Linked DNA regions of Mus musculus: region 2 is linked to region 1. The links are chromatin loops, found by intact Hi-C in ENCODE. Cell type or tissue: heart. All regions are shown on one strand. Region 1 holds the start of Mir7215 (microRNA 7215). Region 2 overlaps Ddx21 (DExD box helicase 21).

Region 1 (5,000 bases):
CAACTGTCTGTAACTCCAGTTCCAAGGGGACCTGACACCCTTACACCAATGCACATAAAATAAATAAAAATTTTTAAAAGGTGGGTTTTTTTTTGTTTTGTTGTTTTTTTGTTTTTTGAGACAAGGTCTCTATGTAGCCTTGGATGTCTTGGAACTCACTATGTAGACTAAGCTGGCTCGGAGTTCCTCCTGTTGGGATTAAAGGTGTGTACTACCAATCCCACCAAGGCTAAAAAACAACAGAAAAAAAAAATAGAAAAAAAAACTTTTTAAAGAAAAAAGGTCCTGGTTCAGAAAGATGGCTCATTGGATAAAAGCATTTGCTGCTCAAATGTATTTGATGGGTTGAGTTCAAGCCCCGGAACTTCTGAATAAAGCTGGAAGCAGAGAACAGACTCCAAAGAGTTTTCCTCTGACCTCCACACGTACACCATGGCAAGTGCCTCTCCCTCCCAATAATATTAAGAAAAGGAAAATAGCGTTCATCCTGTGACCAAATGTTTGCAAAGGTGCTTCTTGGAGTTGCAATGACATGGTTAAAGAGTATCTGTAAAGAATGGCCTGGCTGGCGTTAGCTCCATAGCTCCTGGCCACAATCAGGAGCTGTGGTCTGAGTTAATCATAACCCAGTGTGGGCAGGTTTGGTGTGCCTTCCTTTTTGTAAAGGAAAACGACAAGCTGCAAGCTCCCTCCATTACACTGCATTCTGTTTATGATCCTGTGCCTCTTTGCCAAAGCCTGGACCCTGTTTTCCTCTACTCGTTCCTACAAGGCAGCCTTTGCACGCTGTCATCTATGCCTACCCTAAATGCTGTTCAACCATTTGAGCACCCCTGGAAACCAGGAGCTGGGAATATTCTTCATGTACGTATTCGTGATGTAGGGAGGAGCCACTGCAGCGCTGCACCAGAAAACCCAGACCGCTCCTTAGCCAGCAGATATTTATTGAGTATCTATTATATGCCAGTTGTCTAGGAACTACAGCAAATGGGACACAGTACTTGCCCTCAAGGGGCTCTGGTTGGAATGAGGAGACGTGGGTGGAGGCAATTATAACCCAAAGTAAAGACTACAGCACTCCACTCAGCACTTCTTAGGACATTAGGAGATGCCCAAGGCAGACTATCATGAATGAAAAAAAAAAATCCCTGTGGGGTCTTAGGTCCCAAAGGCATCATGAGAAAGCAGGGGCCATCCTGGAATGTTAGGAAGCACCCTTCACTGCACTTTTGGAATACCCTCTTTATTGATTAGTTACCTCAACTGTTCAACAAAAGGAGAACAATGTGCTTGAAGGCATGCCCCGGGGCCAGCACTTGACAGTATTGGAATAAAGCTGCCTAGAATCTTTTCTCTTTTCTTCCCAAACCAAAGCCATCACGCCTGATGAGCCCGTGTCTCCAGCATCTCCAGCACCCTGAGATTGTTTTTCCTCTAGCACACTCCTTTGGTACTAGAGGTACTTCTTGATCAGTCCTGACTTTTTCCCGGATTCCATAGCCTTTTGACTAGCCACCAATCCTGACAGGTGGTCCTCTCACCTGAAAGGACTGACCTCAGGGCTGGGCACACTCTATTTTTGAGAGATATATTTCTGAAGTTAGGTATTTTGTTCGACTGGTCCATTTGAGATATACTGTTGTTCCACCGTGTGGAGGCAGAAAACATGGATACTCCATCTTTAGCTTCTCGTAAGACTGGCAGCCAGATGGCGAGACTTCCGCCAAGGAGATTTAAAAAGACTTATCTCCTTCATTCTTTCTTCCTGCTTGGATTTTTGTTTTGTTTTCAGACAGGGTCTCATGTAGCCCAGGGTGACTCTGAGCCCCTGATCTTGCCTGCCTCTGCCTCCTGAGTGCTGTGATTAGAGGTGTGTGCTACCACACCTCCGTGCTTGAATCTTAGGTAGATGCAGCTCTCATGACCAGGAGAAAATAAATTGGAGGTCAAACAACCACCTGGGTACACAAGAAGGCAAAACAGAGAGGAGACAAAAATGCCAAGGTTTAGGACAGCCATGCTGAGCTGTGCTTGAGCCAGCTTACCTATCTCTAAGCCTTCTGGTATAGGAGGCAAATCTACACTTTCTTTATACAAGTCATTTTTTTAAAGGCTTTCTAAAATCCCACCAGAACACTCTTCTTTAATCCAAATCTTCCCACTCAAGGACCAATGACATGAGTTGCCTCTTCATGGTTTCTGCTGTAAGCCCTGTGTGTGTCCCAAGGACTTGACTCGAACCTCTGGGCTTGACAGCACAAGATACTTCATTAACCCCTTCACCGCCGGCACACAAGAATGCCACACGGCTGGCCATCTGCAGAAGAGGCCTTATGCTCTTTATGTCCAAGCTGAGCTACAAATGCTCTGAGAGGCAGAAAAGCGGGGGCTGGAGAGATGGCTCAGCGGTTAAGAGCACCGACTGCTCCTCCAGGGTCCTGAGTTCAAATCCCAGCAACCACATGGTAGCTCACAACCATCGTTATTGAGATCTGATGCCCTCTTCTGGGGTGTCTAAAGAGAGGCAGAAAAGCTATGCTTTCAACTAGCATTACAAATTGTTAAGTATTGATGAATAATATAGTCTATCCTAAAACTTACAGGAGACACTCCTCTGGAAGGAAATTTCCTTACTGAATGTGGAAATCATGAGAAATGGGCGTCTAGTATTACAGCCCTGAGAGGCAATGTAATAGCCCAGGAAACAAGCAAATAGAGCTACCTCCACCTGTGTGTTGGGACTGAGGCCATCCTTGACATTTGTCAAAAGAAGTTGCCTTGGTCCTGAAGGAGCCTGGATTCTCACCGACTCCCCAGGTCTCTGTGGATGGGTTTGCCTGGAAGTGGGCGATGGCCAGGATCATCCGCTGCAATGAGGCCTGGGCTCAGTGGTGCCGGGAGCTGGAGGAGACTGCACTTTGTCTCATGAGGTAAACACAATCCTGCCTCCTCCTCCAGACTGTGCACACAGAAGGTCTACCAAAAGCCTTGCAGAGAGCACCTTGCCTGCTCCAAGTGGTTACCCAGGACAATAAAGAATCCAGGGCGTCCTGGCCCTGCTCACAGGTGCCATATCCCCTCTCCCTTCTGGGGGGCAGCTCCACCTGCTGGTCACCGGTTCAATCTGAAAAGCACCATTGGGTTTTGTATCAATGGTCACACATTGTCCAGACTGTCCGCCCAACTCCAGCTGCTTTCAAGCTGATTACAGACTCTTCTGGCTTCCGAGAGCTTTAAAAGATAGAAGCCACATTGGGCATGGTGGTGCAGGCATGGTGGTGCAGCATTTGGGTGGCAGAGGCAGGCAGATCTCTGTAAGTTCAAGGCTAGCCTGGTCTACAGACTGAGTTCCAGGAGAGCCAGGGCTGTACAGAGAAACCCTGCCTCTGGGAGATAGGTCAGTGGCTGAAAGCTCTGGCTGCTCTTGCAGAGGACCCAGGCTTGCCTCCTAGCACATGTCAGCTCACAACTCCGTCAGTCAGTTCCAAGGGATCTGATGCTCATGTCTGCCCTCAGCTAGCACTATGCACACGTGGTGCACAGACATACATGCAGGCAAAACAGCCATACACATAAAATTATAAACTTTTTATTTAAAATTTTTATTAAATTATATAAATCAGTACTGTGCCTTCAGCACACCAGAGTTGAAGGGCAACCTACTTCTGGGGATGTTAATGTCTAGAACAGCCTGGAGGTTCTGGTCAGCCAGACTGAATATCTCTGGGTCCATCAGAATCTTGTTCTGACATTCCTTTCTTCCTTCAATGGTGGTTGCTACAATGTCTCCCTGTCTCCTTGTCAGAGAGTGATTCCTTGTTAGCCCTAGTATCTTTAAAGGTGCTATCTATCCATCTTCCTCTTTCTCAAAATTAGCTACTTTAAGTTTGGCACATTGTCAGGAACAGTGGGCCCCCTGGCCCTTTACAAGACTGAGTGGGTAAGATGGAGGAGTCTGATCCGAGATGCCTTGCGTGCATCCCCTCCAACTCCAGGCAAGCAGCATGGCTGTTCTCAATAATCCATCCGTGATGAAGGGCCTACGTGAGGCATTCCCTCAGCACACACGGCAAGTAGACTGGCTGATGAGTGCTCTTCCATTGGCCCATTGGCCCATTGGCCCATTGGCCCATTGGCCCAATGGCCGTGGAAAGCTAGCCACTGTGCTGGGTGGTGGATCCTCTCTGTGGAGGGTTCCCTGGGACACAGGATAAGAGTATTTTGTGTTCCACTTTCATGTAAGCAGATACACCGAGAACACCCGCCGGTCTGGAACCTGTCCCTCTGGGAGGAAAGTCACACCCAGTCACACAGCCACTTCAACACACATCAGCCCGTTTGTTCCCTCAATATCATCACTTCAGAAGTATCAAGTTGGATGAGCAGTGTTGGAAAGGGAACACAGTGACTCTGATGGCCGCTCCTAAGAGCAGCCTTACTAAGCCCCCTAAATCACCACACCTCTGCCCAGGGGCCATCCACAGACAGGTTCCTCAGTGTGTGTCTGTGTCCTGGCAGTACCTCTAAGGTCCATCAACAGTTTACACGACCTCTTTCTTGGCCTTGCTCAGACCTGGTTCCCTAACCGCCAACCAGAATAAATTCTTTCTTCCTGCCTTTCTTGCTGAGTTCTGGCCCAGCGGAGGAGTTGGACATCTTTAAAAGTCCCCTTGCTTCAGACCTCATTCATTCTCTTAGTCCCCTGTTCCTCCTGTCATGGCACCCACACCCTGTGCTTACTAAAGAACCAGCCCCTTCCCCAGGGCTCCACACACAGACAGATCCTCTCTTACACCGTGTCTGGATCCCTCCACCTCTTCCTCAGGCACAACAGTGCCCTCTGAGGGGACCTAGTCCTCCGAGCCAAGCTAGAGCAGTACGAAGCAGGGTCACAACTCTTGTCTTGGTCCTGCTTCCCACGTGGCCCCATGGCACAGAGCCTGATCTTTGAAGAGTTGCACTTTCTAGAATGTTCCAGAAGGCACAGACTGCTCAGCTTG
Region 2 (5,000 bases), 92 kb before region 1:
ACGTGAGATGATGAGATCTGTGGGAAGATGGAGACGCTGACGCAGAAGACTGAGTGCACAGCCTAACTGTAATCTCCCTCTTTCTCTCCATCCATCCAACCATCTAAACTGACTGTGTGCAGAATTCAGAAGACCAGAAAGGGCCTGAAAACTGCATAAAAGTCAGTGAAAGGACTTTTAGTAACACAAAGAAACAAAAGCAGTAATTTTGTATTGTTATTAAAAGACAAAACACAAGACCAAACATACCTTTGGTGGGCAGCTCTGAACAACCAAGTCAACCTCAGGGATGTCTAACCCACGGGCAGCAACATTGGTTGCCACCAAAACTCCAAAATTGCCATTTCGGAAACCTTTCAGGGTGATTTCCCTTTGCTTCTGTGGAATGTCGCCATGTAAGGACTGGGCATCCTGCCAAAGAAATCAACTGACCTCAGAATTCAGAATTCTAGACACAACATGACACTGTCCACCTGCAACAAGAGCTCAGCTTGGGCAGGGAATGCCATAAAGTGAAAAGCAGACACCCACTCACCCACCCTCCCCCCCCTCTCAAATTTATATATTTTATGCTCGGTCTGCATGTACACCTGCAGACCAGAAGAAGGCATCAGATCTCACTATAGATGGTTATGAGCCACCACGTGGTTGCAGGGAACTCAAGACCTCTGGAAAAGCAAACAGTACCACTGAGCCATCTCTTCAAACCTTCCCTGTTTTAAAAGATTTATTTATGAAGAGCAGATGTCTTCTTGCACCTGCTTCTTTTTTGTCTCTGTTTGTTTTCCAGAGCTGAGGCCTGAACCTAGGGCCTTGCGCTTGCTTGGCAAGCACTTTACCACGGAGCCAAATCCCCAACCCCTTGCAACCTGCTTCTTACATGGAAAAAATCTTCAAACTGTTTGTAGCTCTCAGCTGTTACATCAACTGTTTCTTTTTTTAAAGATTTATTTTATTTATATGAGTACTTTGTAGCTGTCTTCAGACACACCAGAAGTGGGCATTCGATCCCATTACAGATGGTTGTGAGCCACCATGTGGTTGTTGGGATTTGAACTCAGAACCTCTGCAGTCAGTACTCTTAACTGCTGGGTCATCTCCCCAGCCCACATCAACTCTTTCTAACTACACTCTCCAAGGTTGAGAATATCACCCAAAGGAGACTATACCTACTTTGTAGGTGTAGCTTTACCAGTGAACCACCACCCATGAGGCAGGACTGGTAGATTTCATAAACCCTGACCATCAGAGACACTTCCCCTAATCTAACACAACATGGAAGTCACTGGATAATTGAAATCCAGAATGAAAGCAGAGTCCAAGATAAAAACTCACTGAAGACCCAGGCTTCAGGTATGAAAAGGACCAACCTGCTTTATGCACGTGTTCTGAGATAGCTCCTGGGCATCCTTCTTGGTTTCACAGAAGATGATCGTGCGCCCTTGATGACCACTGTACACTCGGATCACATCCCCAATCACCGCTGCCCTTTCTGTCCAGTGACACTTAATCGCCAGGTGCTGAAGAGAGAAAGGAACACTTACTAAAGCCTAGATGGACATTGCAGCTCCCTTCTCAACTCTTACATCTAATGCTTGGTACAGGAAGTAAACGCAGACCTTACAGGGCTGTCTGCTGCCACCATGGCTTAGAGGGAAAAAAGGAAACTAAATAAACCCAAGTCAGGAGCAGCATGGTCTACCTCCTCCAGGCTTATCCTTTTTCCAAAGAGCATCTGGTTTCATTGCATTCTAATGTAATCAGGAAACACTATTTCCCACACCCCCGCAGGAAACCAAATAACAGACAAGAAAGGCCTGTGCATGCTATGCCCCTTCATCCACTTAAAATACAACCTGCAATAACTACTGTACAGGCCCGCTTTGGGTGAAATGAATTCATCTAGGTACCGGAGCCTAAGATGAAACAGATTCAAGATGACGCACCAGATTGCTCTGCTGCCCACTAGTGGCTGAACTCTGAACGTAACCACTTTGTTTATCTAATTCAAACACAAGGTTCCAAAGACTGAAATCAGGCCGCTAGATGGTGCAATCCAGAAAGCACAGACACCATACATAAAAGAAATGTTAATTGGCTCTGCATAGGGACTGAGTATTTATGTGGAAAAAGAGCTTGGATTTGCTACTATTAAAACTATCAGACAGGAAACAGTGATTTAACTAATTCCGGCAACTAAATGAATCATTTACCTCCACAGTTATAGCTGCTTTCTGAGTCTTTTTACCAATCAGGTCCACCTGTTCGTATGTAGATTTCATGTATTTCTTAGCAACATTAAACACCCAATGAGGGCAAGTTGCAGAGAAAAGCAATGTTTGGGGGTTGTCTTCAGAATCTTGGGGGAAAAAGAAGTCAGTGTGAATAATCCAAGCAAGCCTGCATACACAGCACTCCACCTCACCTGGCACCTCCACACCGCAGCACCATTAACACGGACCACTGGCACCACACAAAAACTGAAATGATCTGTCATCATAATGGATCCCCAAATGACAAAAGTATGTGCAATCAGATTTACTTCCAGCCTCTGTCACTCACAGGAAATCCATCCCAGGAAGGAGGCCTGCCAACTGGACGACAAATCCTGGAAGCCCAGGAACCAACCAGCATAGACCGCTAACCAAGCAGCCCACAACCAAACGAATCCCACAGCAGTTTAGTAGATTAAGAATCTAGAACCAGGGCTAGGGGTGCAATCCAGTGACAAAGCCTTCAGCTTAATCCTCAGCACCCCCAAACGACAAAAGACCCTCAATGTATGTGCTCATCTGGCTTTAGGGACACTACTGCTCTCAGAAGCCCCGAGGACACAAGCTGACAGAACAGGTCCAGTGCACTTTACAGCTGATCAGTAGCTCTACTCATGAAGGTCTGTGTTATAGAACCAACTCCAGGTACTGCAGAACTCCAACTGTGACCAGAACCCTCTGGTATGAGTGACGGTTATAAAACGAGGTAGGTGGTTGAATAAATCACTTGACAAAATTTTAGTATCTTAACAGTACATACACTGAAAACTGTTAGGAACAGTGATCAAGCTGGCACAATACGAATTTTTTCTTTTATTCTCCCAAGCTTTTGTGAATTATATAACCTATTTTTTTTCAATTTCCAAGTTAAGAAAAAAATTTTTTTTAATTTTTCCAAACTTTAGCCAGGTAGTAGTGGCATGAGCCTTTAGTGCTAGTGCTCAGGAAGCAGAGGCAGGAGAGCCTGAGGTCAAGGCCAGCCTTGAGCAGACTGAATTCCCGATAACTAGGGCTACACAGGAAACCCTGTATCAAAAAACAAGTTTTCCCGAGTGTCCTTATTATCTCCTAGAAGACAATTTCACCATGACCCTTCCTGAGGTCCCCTCCACCAGTCCCTTAAATTTGGGGCTTACCTTTCTTGTATGCAACACATAAAATTTCTTCCACTTGATCAGCAAAACCCATATCCAACATCTGGTCGACTTCATCCAGGACAACATGTTTAAGTTTGGTGAGATCTAGCTTGCCATTCTGCAAGTGGTCTTTAATACGACCTGGGGTCCCAACCAGGATATCAATCCCACTCCGCATTCGTTCAACTGTAAAAAAATACCAACGAAAAGAGATGCCTTGTTTTCAAACTCCTTTTATCAACCATGGAGAATCCATTTAAATACTTTTTATTCTAAACTATTACTACACAGCTACAAAGTTAATGACAGCAACAAGGGGCATCCACCCCTCCCTGAATGGCTGGGCCAGTGCACTAACACAATAGGAAAATGATCCACCAGGAAACAGTGGCACAAGAACGACTTCCTGTTCGGCTGGCAGAAAATGTCAAGCCTTCAGACCATAAGTGACACTCTTAGAGAAATAGAAACAGTATTATTTTGGTTTGTTTTGAGACAGGGCATCAGAATGTAGTTCGGAATGTTCTTGAACTCAGCCTTCTTTCCTGCAGTCACTCACTCAAGACTAAAAACCAGGCACCTCCTGTGGGGTGGCTGAGTGGGCATAAGAAAGTGAGAGGGCACAGAAGGGTGACTACTCTATGGAAACACCAGGACCAGAGTGCTCATCCTCTGCGCCTGACGGGGAGGCAATCTGGAGGCTTTCGGACTGTGCTGCTGCTGTAGTCTCCAGACTACACTAGGCATCCTGCGTTATTCAACACAATCTTCACAAGGAGGAAAAACTAAGCAAAGTGGACTCCTGATTAGTATGGGATCAGTCACGATCCAATCAAACTCAGGCCTTCCAAAGCCATGAAGGATGGCTGTGTGCCATCCTCATTGTGTGCCAATGTTTGATCCTCCTTTCCAAGAGACAGCATGGTCCTAATTAGGAAGCACTAGAATGGGACGAAGGGACTGCACCCTTAGCTGATGCTTGTGAAAGAAAGGGCCACTGCAGCAAGAAACGCACATGTAAAAGGGGCGAGACTGACACTGTGTCTGCCCTCTTGAATCATTAGAGCACTGAACACCCAAACCAGGGCTTACCTAGAATCACCTAGGAACCCACTCTTCACCATCCTTAAACAGCAGGCAAGAGAGAAACCCCGACAACAGCCCCCCCCCCCCCAGCTTTTGAATGCACTTACTCTGACCACCGTAGGGTGTTCCACCATAAAAACAAGCTACAGAGAGCTTTTTGGTGATGTCGCTGAAGTCTTTGCTCACTTGATTTGCTAATTCTCTTGTGGGTGCAAGGACTAGCACCTGAAAGAGAGAAAGCCAGGATTTCAAAGTGCTATGTGGTATTTGTCTCTCCACTCCTCCAGAATCCACAACACTCTGTTCGTCCTCCCCATCCTGCCATACACGGAACCAGTCACCATGTGCTCAGAGAAATCCCACATACTACATGGACAGGCGCTAATACCATCCCCAAGCAGTGTTCTAAGAGCCTGTGGTCACACCACTCAGGAGTAAGTGTGCACATACTGCTGCTCCAGAGAACTAGTGAAGAACTAGAGGTCCAGTAAAACAACCTGACATT

The links. Peaks named below come from ENCODE experiments on the same cell type or tissue, not always from the same donor. Only the 100,000 strongest peaks of a DNase experiment are listed, where the experiment ranks them.
Region 2: it touches region 1 in a loop (2.4-fold over the local background); 4 of 42 quality-filtered maps call a loop at or near these places.

Annotation. Positions count from the first base shown.
Region 1 is chr10:62,680,173-62,685,172 of GRCm38, forward strand. All of the region lies in intron 1 of Stox1 (storkhead box 1), which reads right to left. Mir7215 (microRNA 7215) reads left to right here and starts at 2,336; the gene lies at 2,336-2,386. In heart, a CTCF peak has its summit at 3,104 (motif pointing left); no DNase peak of the experiment used is centred here.
Region 2 is chr10:62,588,408-62,593,407 of GRCm38, forward strand. Ddx21 (DExD box helicase 21) reads right to left here. Exons shown (of 15, transcript NM_019553.2): 5 at 4,603-4,720; 6 at 3,410-3,595; 7 at 2,214-2,359; 8 at 1,371-1,520; 9 at 250-411. Among named protein-coding and RNA genes, the nearest start is that of Ddx21, 11 kb to the right of the region's middle. In heart, no CTCF peak of the experiment used is centred here; a DNase peak (open chromatin) is centred at 1,964.